7 separate regions of the Homo sapiens genome follow, and all the other regions are linked to region 1. A link is a contact called in ENCODE Hi-C or POLR2A ChIA-PET data. All regions are on one chromosome and are shown on one strand. The core of a region is the stretch at or near the end of the contact, and the rest is flanking DNA. Distances in the headings are between cores, read along the strand shown.

What was found. A loop is a pair of places that touch in the nucleus more often than their neighbours do. ChIA-PET counts read pairs that join two places held with the same protein, here RNA polymerase II (POLR2A). Pooled maps may share reads with other maps.
Region 2: a map of gastrocnemius medialis shows a loop between it and region 1 (5-fold over the local background). The contact joins the promoter of UBE2G1 here to the promoter of MNT in region 1. A Hi-C loop is called at or near these places in 1 of 168 maps with a recorded cell type or tissue (gastrocnemius medialis), 1 of 37 single-sample maps with no recorded cell type and 12 of 50 pooled maps. POLR2A ChIA-PET finds 5 or more read pairs at or near these places in 1 of 52 experiments (naive thymus-derived CD4-positive, alpha-beta T cell).
Region 3: a loop to region 1 is called in a map of breast epithelium, with 8 times the contacts of the local background. The contact joins the promoter of CYB5D2 here to the promoter of MNT in region 1. A Hi-C loop is called at or near these places in 2 of 168 maps with a recorded cell type or tissue (CD4-positive, alpha-beta memory T cell and breast epithelium), 1 of 37 single-sample maps with no recorded cell type and 13 of 50 pooled maps. POLR2A ChIA-PET finds 5 or more read pairs at or near these places in 5 of 52 experiments (B cell, CD4-positive, alpha-beta T cell, Caco-2 and 2 more).
Region 4: a pooled map shows a loop between it and region 1 (5-fold over the local background). The contact joins the enhancer-like site here to the promoter of MNT in region 1. A Hi-C loop is called at or near these places in 2 of 50 pooled maps. POLR2A ChIA-PET finds 5 or more read pairs at or near these places in 2 of 52 experiments (MCF 10A and activated CD4-positive, alpha-beta T cell).
Region 5: a loop to region 1 is called in a map of CD8-positive, alpha-beta T cell, with 25 times the contacts of the local background. The contact joins the promoter of CAMKK1 here to the promoter of MNT in region 1. A Hi-C loop is called at or near these places in 1 of 168 maps with a recorded cell type or tissue (CD8-positive, alpha-beta T cell) and 10 of 50 pooled maps. POLR2A ChIA-PET finds 5 or more read pairs at or near these places in 2 of 52 experiments (CD4-positive, alpha-beta T cell and HEK293).
Region 6: a loop to region 1 is called in a pooled map, with 7 times the contacts of the local background. The contact joins the promoter of HASPIN here to the promoter of MNT in region 1. A Hi-C loop is called at or near these places in 3 of 37 single-sample maps with no recorded cell type and 6 of 50 pooled maps. POLR2A ChIA-PET finds 5 or more read pairs at or near these places in 3 of 52 experiments (PC-9, RWPE1 and WTC11).
Region 7: a map with no recorded cell type shows a loop between it and region 1 (17-fold over the local background). The contact joins the promoter of ABR-AS1 here to the promoter of MNT in region 1. A Hi-C loop is called at or near these places in 1 of 168 maps with a recorded cell type or tissue (B cell), 6 of 37 single-sample maps with no recorded cell type and 4 of 50 pooled maps.

The regions. Positions count from the first base shown.
Region 1 is chr17:2,399,487-2,402,542 of GRCh38, reverse strand. It overlaps MNT (MAX network transcriptional repressor), which reads left to right and starts at 1,483. Exons shown (of 6, transcript NM_020310.3): 1 at 1,483-1,903. The coding sequence starts at 1,831. RefSeq lists enhancers at 1-516, 888-937, 2,228-2,798, 2,799-3,056 and silencers at 238-557, 1,208-1,517, 1,708-1,787, 1,938-1,997, 2,518-3,007.
Region 2 is chr17:4,365,135-4,368,190 of GRCh38, reverse strand. UBE2G1 (ubiquitin conjugating enzyme E2 G1) reads left to right here and starts at 1,516. Exons shown (of 6, transcript NM_003342.5): 1 at 1,516-1,920. The coding sequence starts at 1,875. RefSeq lists enhancers at 1,383-1,677, 1,497-2,183 and silencers at 1,346-2,045, 2,096-2,875.
Region 3 is chr17:4,141,623-4,144,678 of GRCh38, reverse strand. CYB5D2 (cytochrome b5 domain containing 2) reads right to left here and starts at 1,482. Exons shown (of 4, transcript NM_144611.4): 1 at 674-1,482. The coding sequence starts at 923. ZZEF1 (zinc finger ZZ-type and EF-hand domain containing 1) reads left to right here and starts at 1,649. Exons shown (of 55, transcript NM_015113.4): 1 at 1,649-2,137. The coding sequence starts at 1,784. RefSeq lists enhancers at 634-1,213, 784-1,336, 1,364-1,673, 1,337-1,888 and a silencer at 1,754-1,923.
Region 4 is chr17:4,072,738-4,075,793 of GRCh38, reverse strand. It overlaps ZZEF1 (zinc finger ZZ-type and EF-hand domain containing 1), which reads left to right. Exons shown (of 55, transcript NM_015113.4): 22 at 365-531; 23 at 616-697; 24 at 1,443-1,644; 25 at 3,038-3,056. Among named protein-coding and RNA genes, the nearest start is that of ZZEF1, 69 kb to the left of the region's middle. Within about 2 kb of position 1,518, at least 8 of the 41 ENCODE cell types and tissues checked have a DNase peak (open chromatin) inside an H3K27ac peak, as active enhancers do.
Region 5 is chr17:3,891,534-3,894,589 of GRCh38, reverse strand. CAMKK1 (calcium/calmodulin dependent protein kinase kinase 1) reads left to right here and starts at 1,537. Exons shown (of 16, transcript NM_032294.3): 1 at 1,537-1,651. RefSeq lists silencers at 1,091-1,630, 1,661-1,840, 1,981-2,230.
Region 6 is chr17:3,722,479-3,725,534 of GRCh38, reverse strand. HASPIN (histone H3 associated protein kinase) reads right to left here and starts at 1,632. Exons shown (of 1, transcript NM_031965.2): 1 at 1-1,632. The coding sequence starts at 1,599. It overlaps ITGAE (integrin subunit alpha E), which reads left to right. Exons shown (of 31, transcript NM_002208.5): 27 at 1,791-1,847; 28 at 2,152-2,247. It also overlaps a transcript of P2RX5 not described here. RefSeq lists an enhancer at 947-1,702 and a silencer at 1,572-1,731.
Region 7 is chr17:1,180,106-1,183,161 of GRCh38, reverse strand. It overlaps ABR-AS1 (ABR antisense RNA 1), which reads right to left and starts at 1,535. Exons shown (of 3, transcript NR_187271.1): 1 at 1,234-1,535; 2 at 851-895. It also overlaps a transcript of ABR not described here. RefSeq lists an enhancer at 2,374-3,056.

The DNA of each region.
Region 1 (3,056 bases), core at 234-2,733:
AGGTGAAGATTTTTGTTGCCCCAATCACAGTGTGTTAAGTGGTCAGGGTTGCTATTCCTCCCTGGCATTTTTCTAATTGGGGGCCCTCCTCCAGAACTGGCTTCAGAGTCGTCCCTGGGGTCAGGGAAGAGTGCCCCCGCTTCGGGAGAGAGGAGCAGGTGGAATACGGAACGACCTTAGGCGAGTCCTTGGCCGTCACGGCCTCAGTTTCCTTATGTGTGAAGTGAGAGGATTTAAGGGCAGCCGGCCTCAAAGAGCTAACTCTCCGATTGCACCCGAGCTCCCCTAAACACTCGAGCCCGGAAGACGCGGGCGGGCGGGCGGGCGACGGGGGGTCCCTCCCTCTGGGGAGCGCGGTTCCAGCCGGCCGCAGCGGACCCCGCCCCCGCGCCCCGCCCACCGCCGGTCGCCAGGCGCGGGGAGGGCCGGGCTTCCGCCCTCCACGTTGTTGTTCCCGATTTGGGCCACGCCCCCCGGTCTGGGCTGCGGGCGCTTCGTGTTCCCCGCCCTGGCCCCGGCCCCAGAGGAAAGGGTGGCCCATGGGGTGGCACAGTCCGTATCTCCACCCACATCGAATACGCGTGGACAAAGACTGGAGTTCAGGGGAAGGAAAGATAAAGGCCTGGTTTTAAATGGAAGGTGGTGAAAAGGAATGGAGAGGCCAGGGCACGACTGCGGGATTCCCCTTACGGCATCCCACCCTGGGTTCGCCCAGTGGCCCCATCCGCACCCGCGAATGTGACCTGCAGACACTGGCCCTTTAAACCGAAGGCTGGCGGCGCGGGGTGTCCATGTGGAGCTGCTCCATGCCGTGTTGTCCTGCCCGCCCATTGGCTCGCGGCCCGGTGACGTCCCCTAATAGGATGCGAACGCACTGCGGGGGGAGGAACGGAGACAAAACGCGGAGCCGGACTGCCGCTCCGCTCCCTCCGCTGGTTCTCTTGACAGTCTCCAGTCGCCGGCAGCTCCGCCCAGGGGCGGATCCCGGGGGAATTGCGACAGCCCGGCGATTGCGGGATTTAGGTCGCGAGTGGGTGGAGCGTGGAGACCCAGGGTCAGGCCAGTCTCTGCCATTCCCAAGGTTTCCCTGACCCGGAATATCCTGGTTGGAACTCTGTTAAATCTTGAATTGTTCACCCTACCCTCCCTCCAGCAGGACAGATTTCGTCGTGAACGACCCAAACGCACCGCCCCGGCCCAACTTGTGGCTTGCAGCCGGGGCGGGGCCAGCAGGAAAGCGGAACCGCGGCGCGCACACCCCGCTCGGACCTCTCCCTCCCTGCCCGGGCCACGTGTGCGCGCGCCGGATCCGGGGGGCGGGGCCAGCAGCGCAGGACCCGCCCCTCCCTTCGCGAGACGCCGCGGCCCTGCGGGCGGGGGCTCCGGTCCGGGCTTTGGCTGTGGCCCCGGTGTAGTAGCGGGGGCGGCGGCCGGGGGCAGCGCGGCTCCTTCCCTTGTTGTGTGTGTCGGTGCCTCCTCGCCATCTTGTTGCAAAGCCCTTTCTTGTCGGCGGGACTCCCGGGGGCCGCGGGGCGGGAGGCATCGGAAGGGAGGTAGAGAGGGAGGGGAAGAAGGGAGGCAGTGCCGCCTTTTTTTTTTTTTTGCATCCCATTTTTTTAAATTTGCAATTTTATATTTTGCAAATATTTTGAGAGACATTGATTTTTCTCCCCGTGCTCCCCCGTTCTTCCCTGCGGAGTGCGCTGCGCCGCCCAGCCCTGTCGCCCCCCGGAGGTGATCCCTCCCTCCTGCCTGCCCGCCAGCCTGACCTGTGCCCGGCTCGCGGGCCGCAGCCTCGGCCCCGGCGCGCCCCCGGCAGCTCTCGGCGCGATGAGCATAGAGACGCTACTGGAGGCGGCCCGCTTCCTGGAATGGCAAGCGCAGCAACAACAGAGAGCACGTGGTGAGCGGCCGGGCTGGGCCCCTGGGGCACTGGGGAAGGGGAAGCGAGTGACCCCGGTCCCCGAACCCACGCGAAACCGCGGACAGGGCCCCCTCCCGGGCGGCCTGCGGAGCCTGGCAGCGCACGGCTCCCCGCGAGAGCCGCCGCCTGGGGAGGGGTGATGTGGGCAGTGAAATTAATTAATGAATTCATTAACATGCTGCGAGGGACCTGGCTCCTGCGGGCGCCACCCCGGCTGCGTGGCACCCCTGTGCCCCTTCTGTGGTGGGCTGCTTTTGCGTGGGCCAGCGGAGCCCTCGGTGGCACTGAGGATGTGTGAGCCGGGGGGTGGGGTGAGGAATGGTGTTGCGTGGGGGTGGCAGGCTCGCGTGTGCGTGCGTGTGTGCACGGGGGATGTGTGATGTGAGCCTCGGGAAGAGCAGATGAACGGACGTGTACACGGGCGTGTGTATAGCACACGAGTGGGCGTGTGTGTAACGGAGTGGGGGTGGGGACTACTCTACGCGGAGCAGCTCTTCGGCTTCCCTGGCCCCGTGGGGAGGGTGCGGGGGGCGCTCCCGGCAGATCTACGCGCCGCTTGGGGCGGAGGCGGCCTTTGCAGAATGAAATGACATCGCGTGTCTTATGATCCTGGCCAGCCCCGCCTGACCCCGCCTCCCAGAGCTGGGCTGGGCTGCGCGTCCGGGGTTTGGGTGAAAGCCGGGCTAATTGGGCGTTTGCGAAATGGCCCGCGGGTCGCTGGGGGTCAGCCCCCGGGCCCCCCTCGCTGCGCCCCGCTTTAGCCAGTGTGGAATGTGGCGTGTCTGCGCGTTCCAAACCCGCTCTCGCCTGGAATGTTGCGTGTGCCTGCGTTCCGAGCCCGTTGGTTACACCGGGTGGTGACGTGGACGGGCTCCGCCCCCGACCACGTGCACCGGGGACACTCCTGCTGGGGACGGCGCGGCCCGGCCCCTCCTCACCGCCTCGCGCTCGGCCGGGGGCGGGGCCTGGGCGGGGCTGGCAAGGGGCCTTGCGCTGGGTTGGGCCTGGGCCCGGGCCCCGGCCTCTGGGCACCTCCCAGGGAGAGCCTTTGCCCTGCGAGGGAGGAGCCGAGCTCACCTGTCGGCTCTGGCCCCTAACCTCCTGTGTTTGATCCCGAGGCAAGGGAAACCCT
Region 2 (3,056 bases), core at 267-2,766, 2.0 Mb before region 1:
AAATCTTAAGAAACTAGGAATAGGCCGGGCACAGTGGCCCTTGCCTATAATCCTAGCATTTTGGGAGGCTGAGGCAGGCGGATTGCCTGAGTTCAGGAGTTCGAGACCAGCCTGGGCAACATGGTAAAACCCCATCTCTACTAAAATACGAAAGAAAATTAGCCTGGCCTGGAGGCGTGCGCCTGTAGTCCCAGCTACTCAGGAGTCTGAGGCAGGAGAATTGCTTTAACTCGGGAACCTGAGAGGCAGAGGTTGCAGTGGGCCAAGATCACGCCACTGCACTCCAGCCTGGGCGACAGAACAAGGCTGTCTCAAAAAATAAATAAATAAATAAATAAAATAAAAAAGAAAGAAACTAGGAATAGAAGTAAATTTCCTTGATTTGGTAAAGTGAAATATCAAAATGGTCCCTTTGGTCTATTTGATAGGGGGCAGTGGTTCACACTTGTAATGCTAACACTTTGGGAGGCCGAGTTGGAAGGACTGCTTGAACCCAGGAGTTTGAGACCAGCCTGGGCAACACAGAGAGACCTCTGGCCCCCCCCTCCTTTTTTTTTTTTTTTGTGAGACGGAGTCTCTCTCTGTCGGCCATGCTGGAGTGCAGTGGCACCATCTCGGCTCACTGCAATCTCTGCCTCCTAGGTTCAAGCAATTCTCCTTTCTCAGCCTCCCTGGTAGCTGGGAGTACAGGCGCCTGCCACCAGGCTGGGCTAATTTTTGTATTTTTAGTAGAGACCAGGTTTCACCATGTTGGCCAGGATGGTCTCGAACTCGTGACCTCAGGTGATCTGCCCACCTCGGCCTCTCAAAGTGCTGGGATTACAAGCATGAGCCACCGCGCCCCGTCAAACCCCCCGATCTCTATAAAGCAAATAAAAAAATAGCAGGGCATGGTGGTGTGTACCTGTAATCCCAGATACTAAGGAGACTCAGATGGGAGGATCCCTTAAGCCCAGGAGTTCCAAGCTGCAGTGAGCTATGATCACTGCACTCCAGCCTGGGCGACAGAGAGAATTGCCGTCCATAAATGATAATAATAACAGGGCCGGTCTCGGTGGCTCAATAATAATAGGGCCGGACGCGGTGGCTTTTTTTGTGCACTCTTCATGTAAAGTGAGTTATCATCATATATTGCCTCTATTTTGATGTTTGGTTAAAATGGGGCACACCAGTACTAACTTCGGCTTTCTAACAATTCCTACTTCGCACACCATGTGGCAGTGTTAGATGGCTTTTGGGCGCTCGCCAAGGACTAGACATCTACCACTTCTTCTGGCCTCTTCGCTCCTATATCCACTGCTTCAATCCAGAGGCTGTATTTGACCCTCTGCGACCTCTTTGTCATGGCGTCCGCGGGGCGTCTACCAGCGGAGGCTTGGGCTGGCAGCCGGGCGTCGACCTTCCCAAAATGGCGGCGGACGGGACAACTGCGCTCAAGGGGCGGGGTTCCGCCGCCGGGGGCGGGGCGGGAGGCCGAGGGGTCGGGCTAGCGGGCGGGACGCTTCCCAAGTCGGCAGTCTCAGCGCGCCTGCGCCGAGCGGCCCTGCGCGCAGTGAGGCAGTGGCGGGGGAAGGCACCGGTGGGGCCGACGGGCGGGTTGAAGGAGGGAAGCGGGCGAGCGAAGTCCCAGTGCGCGCCGCGGCAGCCCGGGCACCCTCCCCTTCCGGGCGTGAGTCGCTGTGAAAAGAGCTGAAGCGAGCGGACTCGCACCGGCAGCGAGGCGCCGCTCCCGCCGCCTCAGCCCGGCCTTCCTCGGCTCCGGCGCTCCGGTCGCGGGGCCCGGGTTCCTCGGCACACCCCGCTCCAGCCGCCCCCAGAGCCTGTCCCCAGCCCTTCGGAAGCCCCGGCGCCAGCCCGGGCCCTCGGCAGGGAGGATGACGGAGCTGCAGTCGGCACTGCTACTGCGAAGACAGCTGGCAGGTGAGCAGGCGGGCGGCGGGGCGCCGGGCCCGGCCGCGATCGCGGACAGCCGCAGCCCAGTCCCTCTTCTCCTCCCGGGCCAGCGGCCGTACTGCCGAAGGGGCCCGGGCCTGCGAGGGTGGGGACCTCGAGGCTCCGGTCCCGGCCGGGCCCAGCCGTTCTCGCCCGGCTCTTGGAGGGCACTGGGGGCGGGGACGCGACCCAGCTCCGGCCCAGGGACTGGGCCTGGCGCCCGGGGGGTCGGAGAGGAGGAGGTCCCCTCCCCCACCGTTCTGTAGGACGTTGCGGGGGAGGGGCTGTGTGCGGGTCCCCAGGCCGGGGCCGCCAGCTTGGAGGGGCGGGTCCCGGGTTCAGGTGCTGCCGGGGCCGCCGGACCTTCGGGGCCGGCTGGAGCGTCCGGACCCAGTGCGGCTGCGAGTCCCCGGCTCGGTGTCTGAGGGCGGGCGGAAGGGACCGGCCCTGGCGGGATAGGTGAGGCGCACAAAACTTCTCCCCGGGCGGCGCTGGGTCCGCGGAGTTGGGGCCGACAACAAAAGCGCTGGCCTCGGCGGCCTCCACGCGGGCGCGAGGGTGCCGGAGACCCTGGCGGAGTGCGGATCGCCGCCTCGCCTGCCTCCGCCTGGCACGGGCTCCGGCTGCGCCGCCCGGCTGGGGGAGGGTAGGAGCGGGCCGCGGGGAGAGCCGCTCGCTGGCCGGCTCCGGGCTTTGTGCTCGCCGCGATTCCGGCTGCTGCGCAGGCCTGCAAACCCCGGAGCTGCGCCCGCAGGCTCTGGCCCGGGGCGGCGGCCGGGTCGGCCTCCCCGAGGAGCCTGCGGCCCCCCTCCCCCATTGTCCCGGCCTCCGGCCGTTTGCGGCTTCCAGGTTGACTTTTTAGGGGGTTGGCTCCTACTCTGCTAGGACTGTGTGCGCGGAGCATGCGCAGTGGAGACGTCCGTGTGCGGAGTGGAAGGGGGGAGGCGGGTTGGTGGCTTCACAATGCAGCCCCACGTGCTGCCAGATTTAAAGAGAAATGAACCAGCACTTACCCCTGCTGTACAACACCCGGCGTGTGTCATTCTCAGTTCAAGCGATCTTCCCCCTACCCACTCTAAAACCAGTAGCCTCTAGCCCTCAGCAGAAGCCAAAGACTGGAGTGA
Region 3 (3,056 bases), core at 233-2,732, 1.7 Mb before region 1:
TTTGACAAATGTTTCTTGAGGCCTAACATATGCACAACTTTGGTCTACGTATCAAGGACTGTAAAGGTGACTGGACCCCTTTCCTCTGCCCTAACCTTCTAAGGAAGGCAAACAGGTGCATCTTGTACTAGAAGCAGGAATGACTCAGACCAAATGTACTATATGACGGGCCATAAAGGAATAAAGTATTGATGCATGCTCATAAACCATGGATGAACCTTGAAAACACTATGCTTAGGGGTGGGGGGAAGAAAGATTATTTGGGACCAGGGCATAATGAAGAGATGGTTGGAATTATTAAGGAAACTGTGAGGGTAGGGGCGGGGCGGGATCTCGTTTATCTGTGCCCTAAGAGCCCCCACAAAAGTCCGGCACACAGCCCGTATCCTAGGGCTTCCGACGCTGGGTAATGGGTAACAAGAGACAGAAGACATGTTTCTCCAATGTAAGTCACGCAGGGCGGTGGTGGATGACAGAGCTGGCCCACAGTCCCGCCAGAGCCAGAGAGCCTAGAAGGATAGTGCATGCAGCTCGTCCCGCCCACCGCACGGGTTTGATGGATGTGGGGTGGGGATGGGGGGGGAAATAGATGAATAATGAACCAACGAACGACGCGCAGGTGGCTACTGGCTCGCGCCAGCGGAGAGAAAGGCGTGAGCAGCCTCGCTGATACCTGCGAAGCCGCTATAGTGGGACCCAGGCTCGTAGTGCCTCCGGCCGGAGGACACATCGTAGACACGGCCGAGCAACGCCAAGTACAGGCCCGGGTCCCCTGGGCCGCCGCGGTAGCGAGACAGCTCCTCCGGTATGAAAAGGCGAAAGCCAGCGCGGGGACCCCACCAGCCCATAAGCCGTGCTGCCATTACCGCTGCTGCGGCTACAGCCAGGCCCAACAAAAGCCCACGGCCTCCGCACCTCAACATCTATATAGGCCCACCCGCTCCGCACTTCCGAGGTTGCCGCCTCTATCTACAGCTAAGATGGCCGAGACGCCGAGCGTGACGTCATCGGCGCGCGCGCTCTCGCTCTCTCTCTCGCGCGCTAGTGCTCGCGCTCCCTCCCTTAGTCTCTCTCGTTTTATCTGTATTCCTGGCACTGGCGAAAAGCTCGCTGTCTGCGACTTTTTCCAGGTACTTTTTTTTTTTTTTTCTGAGACAGAGTTTTAGCTCTTGTTGTCCAGGCTGGAGTGCACTGGCGGAATCTCGGCTCACTGCAACCTCCGCCTCCCGGGTTCAAGCGATTCTCCTGCCTCAGCCTCCCAAGTAGCTGGGATTACAGGCACGCGCCCCCACGTCCGGCTAATATTTTGTATTTAGTAGAGACAGGGTTTCACCACGTTGGTCAGGCTGGTCTCGAACTCCTGACCTCAGGTGATCCACCCGTCTCGGCCTCCCAAAGTGCTGGGATTACAGGCGTGAGCCACCGCGCCTGGCCCTTCTCGTACTTCTTGGCTTGCAGGTTGTCAGCCCCAACAAAGATGGCGGCAGCGGAGGCTACGGAATGACGTAGATACTGAGACAGACTCGTCCTCTGGGAAATCAAGGTTGCACCCTTTGAGGCGGCGCTCCCCGCCTAGCTGTCGTGAGTTGGTAGAGGCCGCCTATCTACGTGACGGCGCCTTTGCGACAGCGGTCGTCGCTTGACGGCCAGGAAGCCGGAAGCCGCAGGGGCCGCCGTCGTCTCCTCCGCGTCCCCGCCCGCCAGCTGCTGTCGGAGGTTGACAGGTCGAGGCGGGGAGGCGGCGGCGGCGGCTGCAGAGCCAGGCGCCCAAGACGGAGACCCCATGGGGAACGCTCCGAGTCACAGCAGTGAAGACGAAGCGGCAGCTGCCGGTGGCGAGGGCTGGGGCCCACACCAGGACTGGGCCGCGGTCTCGGGCACGACCCCCGGCCCGGGCGTCGCGGCTCCAGCGCTACCACCCGCCGCGGCGCTGCTGGAGCCGGCCAGGCTGCGAGAGGCTGCTGCAGCGTTGCTGCCCACACCCCCCTGCGAGTCGCTGGTGTCGAGGCATCGCGGCGCGTTGTTTCGCTGGCTGGAAGAGCGGCTGGGCCGCGGCGAAGAGTCTGTCACTCTGGAGCAGTTCCGGGAGCTGCTGGAGGCTCGCGGCGCCGGCTGCTCTAGCGAGCAGTTCGAGGAGGTCAGGGCCGGCAGGCGACTGCGGGGATGGGGCAGGGCGGTCGCCCCCAGGGGACTGAAGGAAGAGGTGGGCATTTGCTTTGGAGAGGCCAGGCGGGGACCCATATGAGGTGTTTCCAGCTTTTCACCAGGCGTTTGCTTCGTTTCTCTTTAACCTATGTTAGAGGTCTGGAAAGTCTGCATCAGGCCGTCCTTGCTCTGAAGAGCTGGACAAGCCCATATGTCTCTCTCTGTATGTTGTAATGCAGACCTTTGTGCAGTTGATTGACGCTACTCTGGAGATCTTCTATCAGATTCTCGAACAGTTTGGAGAGAAAAGAGATGTAAGGATAGGAGGAGTGGCGCTGAGAACCATTTTTTGTATTGTCCTGTCCAGGTTTTTACACAGCACCTTCCCAATTCAGTGTGGGCGCCGAATAAGTGTGGAAAGACAGTAGTAACATGCTGGAAAGGCTCACATTCTAAAACCTATCCTCCTCATGCAAAAACTAGCTTTTCTAAAATACATACTGGTTTGTAGATCCTTAAAGAACCATATATTAGACTCATTTAAACCTTCATAGGATCCGAAACTGATAGGCAAATACCAGGTTTCCTGTGAATACTTGTAATTATGCAGTTCTTCATATAATCACCAAGATCATGTCTGCTAAGTCATTAAGAGAGCAAATTGATTTGGCAACAAAATATTTTCCTTGGAAGGCATTTTGGGAGTTTATTTACTGGGCGCTTCACTTCGAGTTAAGAAGACTGATCCAGGGTTACCCAGTGAATCATTAGTAAAACAGACTATCAACTAGATCTCTTGCTTTTTTTTTTTTTCTTTCTTTCAACTTTTATTTTAAATTCAGGCGTACATGTGCAGGATTTGGATTTGCAGATGTATTACATAGGTAAACGTGTGCCATGGTGGTTTACTC
Region 4 (3,056 bases), core at 269-2,768, 1.7 Mb before region 1:
GTAGATCCAGATTTGCCAGTGTCCCAGGTAGGAATGTGAGGTCTTTAAACTCCTCATTCAGTACTTTTTCCACTGGGAATTCACACTGGTAATGATTTGTAAGTAGTTCTGTCATAGCGAAAAGGTACAAGCTGGTCATGGAGTTTTTGTGTGTAATAAAAGCACATCTCCTCGGCTGCGTGGTGGACGTGTGTTGATCTGTGTGAAGATGGGAATGTCAGGTTTGTCTTCGAGCCTGCCTGCTGGTTTGTGCAGGGCTGTCAAGGCCATCTGCCTGGAGCACTGATAGAGAAACAGTCTGCTGCATGTGGCTAGGTGTCTAGTGATAGAACCTTTCTTTCCCCTGGCTCATTTGTTATCATAGCTGGATGTTGAGACCTGGCAACAGGAACAGCCTGTGGTGTTACATACGTGGACGAAGGAATCTGCCCACAACTATGAAAATAATTGCCATGAGGTATCCGTCTTTGTTAGCCCAGGGGCAACCTATTTTGAAGTGGAATTCGATGACAGGTGTGAAACTGAAAAAAGGTAAGACTTCTATATTCTTTCACCCCCAAGCGCTAATAGGTCAGCAATGAGAGAAGGAAGCTAATAGAGGTTATGCCTTCACAGGTATGATTATCTGGAATTTACCGACGCTAGAGGTCGGAAAACACGCTATGACACAAAAGTTGGCACTGATAAATGGCCCAAGGTGAGTGATAGTCCCAGAAAGAGGTACCTACTTCTGCACCAATGCTTTTCCTTTTGTCAGCCTTCAGGGGGCAGTAGAGGTAAGGTCTTTGAAGGGAGGCATTTATGTTACACGTTTGTGAAAGGAAGGATTTATATCAGAGTTTGACCAGCTATAGTCTGTCACCTGTTTTGTAAACAAATTTTTTTGGAACACAGCCATGCCTGTTTATCATTTATAGCTGCTTTGGCACTGCAGTGGCAGAGTTGAGTAGTTGCAGCAGACAGCGTTGTCTAGAGTAAATGAAGAGCCTTCATCCTTAGCAAGAAGTGCTGGTGGGTCTAGGAGGATGGCCCAGACCATGTGATGGAAGCCAAGAGTCTGCCTCACAGTTAGAGCTGCTTGAGCTCTTGGGCTGGAGGTTTAGTACTGCCTCAGACTGTTGACCTTCTCTCCATGGTCAGTGGTCTTGGCAGGAGCAGAGGCATGGAAATGTGACCACTGGCTGAGTCGGTAGTGGACAGATGGTCACCCCAGGTGTAGAAAGCTGAGCAGCAGTATTCTGCCAACTCTCCTTCTTCATGGGGTGTGGCTGTGAATGGTCTGTTTCCGTCACCCCTTTGTACATTTCTCCGTTAGTCATTTTGGACATGTGGAAATAGAGATCAATTTTAAACTGAGATGTTTCTCGTCATGAAGAGCATGCTGATTTCTGAAGCACTCCTCCTCTAATCTGTCTGACCACATGATTTCTGTTTGTCTCTAGAAAGTGACCTTCAAGGCCGGTCCTCGGTTGCAGTTCCTCTTTCACTCTGACAGCAGTCACAACGAATGGGGCTACAAATTCACTGTCACTGCCTGTGGGCTGCCCGATGTTGCCGTGTCTTGGGGGCTGGATTTACAGCTCCTCGTCTCCCGGCTGATGGGACGCCTGGCTTCCCAGTGCATGGCGCTCAAGTCTGTGCGCCGTAAGTGCACATCCCTGTGCTTTCCCTTCTTACAACCACGGTGAAGTGCAAGATGCGCGCTTGCCCTCTTGTAGGTCGTTTCCACGTAATGGCAGGGGGTTAATAATACGCCTTTTCAGTTTCCTTTAAACCGAAAGAATAAAGTGTCCACTCAATACCATTGTCACGAAGCTTTTTGCCTTAGACTTTGGAACATAGCAGGAAGGCTGCCATGGGTTCTCTGTCTATGGAGGATAACAGCTTTTTTTTTTGGCAACATTGTCATTTTTTTGCAAGTAGGTGTAGGTATAGTCCAACCAAAAGGCAGGAGTATAGAATAAGTTGATTGCATATCCTTTAAATATGTGAATATTTATGTAAATATATGTAGATATGTGACTATGGATTTTGTTTTAAAGTGATTCATTCAGGGCTGAGCAAGGTGGCTCATGCTGGTAATCCCAGCACTTTAGGAGGCCAAGGTGGGAGGATTTCTTGATCCCAGGAGTTTGAAACCAGCCTGGGCAGCATAGTGAGATCCCTATCTTTACCAAAAAAAATGTAAAAATTAGCCAGGTGTGGTGGCATATGCCTTTTGTCTCAGCTACTTGGGAGGCTGAGGCAGGAGGATCACTTGAGCCCAGGAGTTAGAGGCTGCATGCAGTGAGCTGTGATCATACTGCTGCACTCCAGTCTGGGTAACAGAGAGAGACTCTTGTCTCTTAAAACAAAAGGAAAAAGATGTGTTCAGTATAATTGTTTATTTAATTCTTCCAGGGAACAAGAATTACAGAATAAAACTTTCTACTGTATTTTATTTCTTGATCATTTCTTGAGTTTTTCCAGTTTTAGAAGTAAAATATAGAAAAATTACATAGTGGAAAAAAACAAAGGAAAATAGAATCATCCTTAATCCTAACACTCAGAAGTAACTGATTTTTTTAATATTTCTCCAAGAAAGAAAGAAATAGCTATTAGCATTTTTATTTCCACCTATTCTTTTCTCTTTGCCTATTCTAAACACATCTATGCTGGATATTTATTATTTGCTACAGAATTAAGTTTACAAATTGTGAATGTTTTTCCATAATTAAATGTTCCTGAATGGCCTCGTGTTATATGCCAGAAATGGTTCATATCCTATTTTCAGCTTACTATAAACAGATTAGTCATTTCCAAGGTACCTTGTAACTGAAGTTGTTCCACAGAGCAGCAGTATTTCAGGACTTGGTGGTTTAGCTTAATCTGTGGTATGTGTTTACAAAGTATCACAATTACATTCTGGTATGTGGGTAAACTTTCTCTAAGTTTTAATAGTATCCATGGTTTTTTTTAACCTTTTCTTTCTCATTTCAAAGATTCTCAATATATTAAGGCAAAAATAGAACTGTCATATGTCTTCTTCTCTTTCTAGAGTTAGGAAGTAACATGGT
Region 5 (3,056 bases), core at 288-2,787, 1.5 Mb before region 1:
GGAAGCTGCATTTCCCAGCTTTCTCTTGCAGCTGGGTCTGGTCATGTTAAGTAAGCTCAAGCGGTGTATGTGAAAGTGCCACGTGGCAACTTCTGGGAACTTTCCTGAAAAGAGAGCTGGTGCAGACCCTCTGCCCTCTTCTTCATCCTTTTCTCCACTCCACTGCCTGGAATGCGTTATGTGATTGCTGGAGCTCTAGCTGGTATCCTGAACCATGAGGTCAAAAGCCACACTCAAGTTGCTGGAATTATTCATTCAACAACATCCACTGAGCACCTGTGCCATGCGACAGGCTGTGTGCTGGACGAATCAGGCACAGTGCTTGCCATCCAGGAGCTCCCAGTCCCAATGAGGAACCAGCAGGTAAACAGATGCCAGGTACAAGGAAGTACCTGGGTGGGGCCACTAACCCATGCTGGAAGTGGGGAGGTCATGGAGAAGGTTTCCAGGCAGAAGTAGGATTGAATTGAACCCTGAAAGACGAGTAGGCGTTAAACAGGCAGGTGGCTGGGAGTAAGGCTATACAGGGCTTGATTAGACCTATTCTCACGGTGAGCCATAGAAAATGCCTCTCGGTGGACTTGTGTTCCTGAAAACTTGCTCTGGGTGCCAGGGAGAGAAAGGCTAGTAGGAGGTGAGACTGGATGGGGCTGGAGGCCAGGGAGGAGGCTGCTGCAGCAATCAGGGACAAGATGGTGGTAGCCTGAGCTAAGGGAGGGGAAGTGGGGTGGAGAGGAGTGGGCCGATTCCAGGGATAGTTAAGAGGCAGTATGGCAGGGCCTGGAGATGGACTGGTTGGAGCAGGAAACAGGGAGGCAGCAGGTGACTCCCAGGCTCCTGGCTCCACTTCGAGACAGGGACGCAGGAGGTTAGATTTGGGGGAAGGATATGGGGCAAGTGGTGGTGCCAGAGGATTCACACGCGGAGGCGTTAGGGGAAGAGGTGGCGGCAGAGTCCCCAGGAACAGCCACAGCGAAGGTCACCTCACTGTCCTGCTGAGTTCCCTCTACTCCCTCGGCCCTCGCTAGGCCATTCCTGTCGCCGGCTCACCGAGCAAGCACTTCACTCTGTGCTAAGCCACCTCTCGGCCTCTCTGCCCCCGCCCCGCAGAAGCTACACTCCTGGGCCTGCCATTCAAGGCCTTCCTCCCCGGGCCTCGCCCCTCCCTCGCACGCACCGCGCCTCGCCCGGGAGGGAGGGGCGCTCTGGCTCCTGCAGGCCGGGATGGGGGCGCAAAGGGTTTGGCGGGGAAGCACGGTCCCCTGCAGGCCCAGGAGAAGGGCCCACGCCGCGGCCGGGAGGGACTTCGGGGACCCCAGGACGCCGGGGGCGTGGCGAGGTCGGCCCCGCCGCAGGGGAGGGAGGGCCCCTACCGCGCCGCCCACCGCGGTCCCTTAGTCCAGGAGGGGGCGGGAGTCCCGGGCTCCGATTGGGCGGCGCTGGCGGGGCCGTTCGCTCCGACCAATGAGCGCCGGCCGGGCGCGGCGGTGGGCGGGGCAGCGAGCGCTGCCCGGAGCCGCGGCGCCCGCGGGCTGAGCTCGGCGATCTGGGCCCCAGCGAGGCGGTGGGGCGGGGCGGGGCGGGGCGGGGCGCGCAGCAGGAGCGAGTGGGGCCGCCCGCCGGGCCGCGGACACTGTCGCCCGGCGCCCAGGTAGGGATCGGCGGGGCGGGGACGCGGGCGAGGAGCAGGAGGACGAACGCCTTAACACCTGCCCCGAGCCTGCAAGGGAGAGGCGGGGGGGGTCTGCCAGGCCGCGTCTACGAGGGAGCTGGGATCTGGTCAGGGCGGGGATCCTTCCCCTTCTGTCTGCGGGGCCGGGTCTGCGGGGTGCCTCGCGGAGTCTGCTCGGGTCTGCGCCGGCCGCCGGGACCGCATCGCCGCGGGTGCCCCGCCGTCTGCGTTCTTCCCCGCTTCTGTCTGCGGACCGCATCCATCCCCGGTGCACTGTCCCCCGCGCCCGGCTCCTGGTGGAGGCCACGTCTGTGCGGAGTGGGCCCGGCCCGGGGCACCCACGTGCGGTTCTCCGCGGAGCGCTCCTCCCACGGCCCGCCGGAGCGTCTTCCTGCAGGAGCCGGGGGCGGGGTGGGAGATGAATGGGGCGGCGGCGGCGCGCGGCTCAGGCTGCGCAGGGTCCTGCCTTGGCTGGGGCGAGAGGGGGCGGCAGAGGCGGGCGCTGCGGCTTCGGGGCCCGGGAGGCGCAGGGCTGGTGGCTGGGGGGGTGTCCACGTGCGCAGGGACCTGCGTGTGCTGTTTGGAGGCGGGTGTGCGTGTGTCACGTGGACGCGGGAGTGTGCCTGTGTCTGCGTGGGGGGTGCAGGACAGGATGGAGTGGTGTGTGAGGGCGGGTCACGCGGACACGGGCGTGTGCCTGTCAGGGGAGGGGGTGTGCTCAAGTCTTGGCGTTGCAGGGCTGTGCAGAGAAGGCTGTGTCACAGGCCACAGGACCGGGCCTTGGTGGTGTCCGCAGGGCGGGCACAGGAGTGTGGGAGGGGCACACAGCCTGTGCGCGCTGGAGGATCCCAGGGAAGTGGCGCTGGCCTCCCCAAGCCCTGCCCTCTTTCCTCCAGTACATACAAATTGACCCCCCACTGCGTCCCAGGCGCACACACTCTGGGGACCCTTCGCCTCTTCCTCGGTCTCCCACCGTCAGTCCTCACAGCAGCCATGGGAGTCGTTTTAAACCTCACCTAACCGAGGCACTCCCCTGCTCACAACCTCCCCCTGGCTTTGGGGGCCTCCTGGGCTCTGTCCACCAAGCTCTCCCCACCCCCAAACCAAGCCCGGAGTCCCAGCCAGGAAATGACTCTCCTATATGCACAGTGCAAACTTCCATCCTCGCCTCATCCTGAAATCCTGCTCAGTGCTCAGAAGAGAGCTCAGGTGCCACCTCCTCTAGGAAGCCATCCCTGAGGCCAGCACAATGAGTGAGGGGGCTTTCTCTCCAGATGTAACTCCTCTTGCTATCAGGTGCCTCTTATGTGGGGAAGACTCCACTCCAGCCACGTCAGCCTCCCTGCTGTTCTTCATACTGAGCAAGCACTGTCCCCTCATGGCG
Region 6 (3,056 bases), core at 383-2,882, 1.3 Mb before region 1:
CAGGATTTCCTCAAAGGTTTTCTGATGGGATCCATTGACTAAATCTGGTCCTTCAATAGCAATGATTTTTATGGCTACGGGTGTGTGATCAGCAATTGTTTGAAACACTTCGCCAAACACCCCTTCCCCAATCTTCTCACAGCGTTGCAGTTTTTCTGTGGGAAGGCAATGGCTAAAGGGGACAGGACCCTTCTGACTGCATTCCCCATAAACCTTTTCAGCATCAGATGCCTTTTTGTTTGAAATACTTAGAGTGTTTAAGGGGCTTAGCAAATACATAGAGGAGGAGTGCCAAGAGGACGGAGCACCACTTGTTCTGTTCATGACAGGCCGGTTTGAACATTCTGATAGGAGGGATCCAGAGAGAGAAGTGGCAGTGGTATAGATGCTGCAGACCTCTGACACATCAGTCACAATTTTCTTCTTGTGGAAACTGAAGGAAGCCCTGGTTTTGGTCCAAAAGCAGACATTCTGTAAAGGAGTCAGGTCCTGGGTGGGGAACGAATCTTTTCCCAGCTTTTGGCCCTTTTTAAAGCGGTGGGAATGGAGGAGAGAGGTTTCCGTTGCCTCCTGATGTTTGCTCTTCCGGCTTGATCTAGTTCTCTCCAGCCTGTCTATTCCCCTTGGCACAATGCGGCCCTTGGGAACACTGGCCTCCTGATGCTCTCTCCGGACGGCCTCTTGAAGCCCTCTCTCTTGACAAGAGTCCTGGCCTGTGGCCCTCCTCTTGCCTGTGCTTGACAGACCTGGACCCTCTGGTCCATTTCCCACCACCAGTTTCCTTTTACAGCAGGACTCTCTCATATTCTTCCCATCTGCCCGAAACTCAGAATCCTCAGGGGTTCCTGAGTTCATAAGGCCAAAGAGAACTGACCTGAGGCTGGCGCGGGTTTGGTGGACCATCCTGGTGTCCTTGGCTCCTCCTGTCGCTTCCTCCTGGGAGCAGGGGAGAGATGCTCGGTCCAGGGAGACTTCTGGGAGGTGGAGGCCGCTCGGGACGGCTGAGGCTGCAACCAGACAGGCGGAGGTGCCGATCGAGATGACACTGTCCCTTGGCGTTGGGGACCCGGGGCAGGGCGAGGCCAGAGAGCTGAACAGGGAGGCACTGATGCCCAGCTCGTCGCCGTCCCTGGGCTGGCCGCACACGCTGAGGTCCGGGCTGAGGCGGCCGGAGTCGCGGCTGGGGAAGGGCGGAAGTCGGAGCGGGCCGCAGGGTGTGCTGCACTTCTGCGGGGGCCGAGCTCGCAGCCCCAGGCGTCTTGGGGTCACGGTTAGGCTTGGGCGAGCTCGCAGCTTCCAGCGCTTTGGGGTCACGGTCAGGCTGGGCCGGTCCTTGGGCACTCGGCCGCCGGGACGCCTCCGCCGCCGCCTCACCGGGCTGCCGGGGAAGTCGGGGTCGTCGGGATCGTCAGGATCGTCGGACTGCGAGGGGTCGCCGATGCTGGCGTCGCTGCTGCCGCTGCTGTTGAAGAAACGCCTCCGGTCCTGCGGCGGGAACCACTGCGCGGCTTCCCGGCCCGGCCGCCGCTGTCTCCTGCCGTCCGCAGCCCCATATGTGCGGAAAAGCCGGCTCCCAGGTCCCGGGAGCGAAGCCGCCATGGCCGGCACCCGCCAAGAGGTTCAAACGCAAACATCGCGAGACTTCCGTGCGACGCGGACGCGCCCGCCTGCCGCGGGGTCCTAGCTCCCGGCCCTGCGCATGCGCACCTCGCCAGGGCCGGGGCCGGGACGGGACGGAAAACTGGCGGCTTGGTTTGTTCAGCGCGTCGCGGTCATGGCTCTCGTTTCAGGCCTCCACGGTGTGCACCTGGAGTCAGGAGCGCGCTTGTGCGTACAGTTCGGTTCAGGTAAGCGCGGCCGTCCCGAGAGGCCAGGGGAGGGCGGAGGGCCTGAAGCGGGTAACGAGAGGCCAGGAGACTGTTTTTCCTGGGTTACCCCTGCCGGCCAGTGCCGGGGGCTGCCAGGCCCTCCCTAGCTTCGTCCCTGGGTCTCAATTGCTCCCGCTGGAGCTTCGCTTGGGCCGAGGTGAGCGCTGAAATTGCTCACACCCTCTATTCTGGGACCTTACGATGCTCTGTGTCCGAAGTGTTAAAAAGATTTCAGACTTTCCGCACGGAAAGGAATTGTGTTCACTAGACCTCGCTTTTCCAGCATGTGGAAGAATGGCATTCAGTGAGCTGTGTCATCGCTTCAGATAAAGAAAATGTCACCGTGGCTGCAGAGATCTCCTGGGATCACTCTGAGGAGGTGTTTGAGACTGAAATGCTCCAGATTTGATTATCCAGTTGCTCACGGGCATCGCCCCTAGAAGAGATAATAGCATCTTTGCATAACATGTCCATGTCCAAAATAGATCTTTTGGTGCAAAAAACCAACCCTCTGTCCCAACCCGTTCCTTAGCTACCCTCAGGAGGGAGATATACTCCAGTTACAGTACAAGGAACTCGAGGGATTACCTGTGACTCCTCTTTCCTACATCCCCACGTCTATTCCAGCAGCAAGCCCTGCCATTTCAGGGCCAAAATATATCCTAAACCCATTCACTTCTCTCCATTTCCACTGCCGTTGTAATTCAAGCTACCCTTTCTTGCCAGGGCTGTTGCAATAACCTTCGGCCTGCCTTTCTTGCCTCTGCTTTTCCCACATTCTTTACAAATAATTCCCACGTAACAGCTATCCGTCTTCTAAGAGCAGACATTAGATTGTGCCATTCCCCTGCTTATTAAAAATAACAAACAAACAAAACTGATGCTTGAGCACACTTAGACTAAAATCCATACTTTTTTCATGGCCAGAGCAAGGCAGTACTTGATCTGGTCTCTGCTTAATTCTTCAACTTCATCTCCTAGTACTCGCCTTTCTCTCCCACTGCCCCTTTTATAATCGGGTTATTCTGTCCTATTCTTCTAGCTCGCCAGTACAGCATTATTCTGGCCACAAGACTTTGTACTTGCTGTTCCTTTGCTTGACACTGCTCTTCCTCTAGGTCCTGACGTAGGTGGTTTCTTCTTAAATTTAGCTCAGGTGTTCTTTTCTTTTTTTTTTTTTTTTTTTTA
Region 7 (3,056 bases), core at 286-2,785, 1.2 Mb after region 1:
TCTGTCTGCCACAGCTCCCCGCTCCTCTGACAGATTGGGGTTGATCGCTGGGGTTAGAGCACTTCAGGGTAGCATCACCTTTGGCAAAGCCCGGAGGAGAAGGACTCTTTAACTCCTTCCTTCCCAGCGCGTGACGTTGGATCTCCCCAACTCCTCAGTGCCAGGGATGCGGAGGTTTCTGTTCCCACCCAAATCACTGTGGTGCTCAAAGGCTCACACACTTGTCTCTGTGGCCAAGGTTAGCATCTGGCCGTGGTGTTAACATCTACTGGAAGCCATCCAACAAAGGCATCAAGGGAATCTCGAAGTGACTGCCCTTTCCTGAGACACGTTGTCTGAGACAGACGTCTGGAGATGGAAGAGGGTTGACAGGGTTTCCCAGAGGGTGGTCTCTAACCCCATGGACCCGCAGAGATTTCTCAGGACCTTCAGCACCCGGTGATCACCAGTTAGCTGGCCGTGGAGGCAGTATGCGTGGTGTTTAAGAGCATGAACAGGCCGGGCGCGGTGGCTCACGCCTGTAATCCCAGCACTTTGGGAGGCCGAGGCGGGCGGATCACGAGGTCAGGAGATCAAGATCATCCTGGCTAACAAGGTGAAACCCCGTCTCTACTAAAAATACAAAAATTAGCCAGGCGTGGTGGCACGTGCCTGTAGTCCCAGCTACTCGGGAGGCTGAGGCAAGAGAATGGCGTGAACCCGGGAGGCGGAGCTTGCAGTGAGCCGAGATTGTGCCACTGCACTCCAGCCTGGGCGACAGAGCGAGACTCTGTCTCAAAAACAAACAAACAAACAAACAGAAAAAGAGCATGAACAGAGTGCCAGGGTTCAAGTCCCAGCCCTCACTTACCCTCTGAGTGGGTTACTCAGCTGCTCAGGGCCTCGGTTTTCTGACCTGGAAAATGGAGAAAACAGAGATAACAGTGACATTCACGGTGAGATCACGCTAGTGAACGAAACGCTAAGCCGGGCACACAGTCGGTGTTCTGTGTTCGTTATCAGAAGTTTCCTCTGTAGAGCCCTCAAGATTTGTCTCTCCCTCTACCCTCTATCGTGTTGTGGAGTGGAGGGTCCGAGAGTGCCAGGATTGGACAGAATGTAGACAGAAAAAAGCAAACTATGGCAACGCGAAGGAAAGCAACTGCCACATTTTAGCTTGGAGGATGCTGAAAATAGCTTGTTCAAGCCTTTGTAGATAAAAATGTAAAATGTACGCAAATGTATGTGACTCACGCAGAAGCATACATCCATAGCTCCCTCACAGTCAGCGCCGGATGTGGCCATCAGGAAAACCCCACAGTGTGGGGAGAGGGCCCGAGCGTTCTTGCTTGTTGTTGTTTTGAGGAGGGGACGGTGCTGCTGCCTCCTGGGCTGGTGGCTCCTGGTGGCGGCAGCTCACGCCCGTTTCCACCTTTCCCCTGGGCTGTCTTCCGAGAGTTCCAGGTGGGAAGAAGAGATGCCCTTGGCCCCTCATGGCTCCTCCGGCCTCGCGGTCCTCCGAGAGCCTGCTCGTTCCCTTCCCATGCCGAAGCTCTATTTCTGGAGCGTCTCATTGGAGATGCACGCCCCCTCCCTGCCAAGCTCCAGGTGCCTGCTTGGCCCTCCCAATCCTGTGTGCTAGTCAGGGACGGTGGGAGGGTGACAGCTGCAGGGAGGGGCGGCAAGAGACAGCGCTGGTGCCTGAGCCAGGAGGATTGGGGCGGAGGGAGCCCTGGGGACGCAGGGACGGGCTAATAATATTGAAAACCACTTCTGCTGCAGCCACCTGTAGAGGCTTCCCCACCCAGAGCATCATCCTGTGCGTCTCCCAGGGGCTCCCCAGCCTGTGATGAGTGGGTGACCCCCATCTCCCCTGGGGCAGCTGCAGAGGCCTCTGCCCAAGCAGCTTATGGGGCTTCCTCTCAGCATCCTGGGGGAGGAGCTGCTTCTCCCCTTAAGAACTAGATGTGTGTGTGTCTGTTTGGAGTGATGAGGACCGACCCCCACACCCCTCCAGCGTTCTGCGGGTGCCGACCACACTGCCCCCGGCAAAGGCCAGGCTGACTTAACCTTCCTGGTAGGCCTCTGTAGGGCTGGGCTCCCAGAAGTTTTCCCCTTAAGCTGCCTGGGGATGGGGTGGGGTGGAGACAGCTCCGGTATCTGAAATGTCACTATCTGGGGTACCGGGCCCCCTGGGTGGGCCCCACTGCTTCCCTTTCCCTGGGTTCAGGAAGGGGCTTCAGCCCCACTGCCCTGGACCCCCCTGGCCTGACTCCCCTCCTGTCCTTCCCTGCTCCAGGGTCGCTTGGCCCAAAGAGGTCTGTGGGGAAGCTGCCATGGCTCCCACAGAATCAGCCCACAGGAGACAGGCATGGGGCCCCCAATCTCTTCACTGCCCTTGGGCGAGGGGGTCTTCCTTAGAGGGAATTTCGTCTCTAAACGGTCATTTCTCAGGCCTCTTGACCCGACTTCCCACCATTTCTAGGTGATGATGCAAACACGATGGGCTTTCCAGGCCGCGGCTCGGGGTCCCCAGGAGGGGTCCTGGAGGGGAACGCGTGGAGCCCTTGGGGCTTCTCCTGGCTCCAGTTTGTCCTCCGCCCAGGAGGGGCACATGTGGGACTGTCCTGGCCCCACAGCCCCCGTGACTTCGGTCCTCCCGGGTCTCCACCCGCCCCCCTCCATGTGTGGCGGGAACGGCCGCGCTCAGAGGTCAGGGGTGTGGAAAGGGACGAGCGGGGGAAGGTTCGGGAGGAGAGAGGCGCGTCCCGCGGCGCGCAGGACGTTCACCCCGTGGGTCCCGCAGCGGGTCTGGCTGGGGAGGGGCCCGGCCGCCGCTCCCGCCCGCGAAGCCGCGCTTGGAGATCCCGGGCGGGAGGTGATGTCACCCCTGTGGGCTCCCGGGCCCCCCACGGCACCTGGTTTGCGGATCGCCAGGATCCTGCTGAGCCCGGCGCGGGGGGGACGAGGGGGACCTGGGTCTGCGCCGCCGCCTGGAGACCCCCCGAGACCCCCGCGGCCCCTCCTCGCCCAGCGCCGGAGCCCCGCTGCCCCCTTAGCCCGGCCGGGGGCGTCCT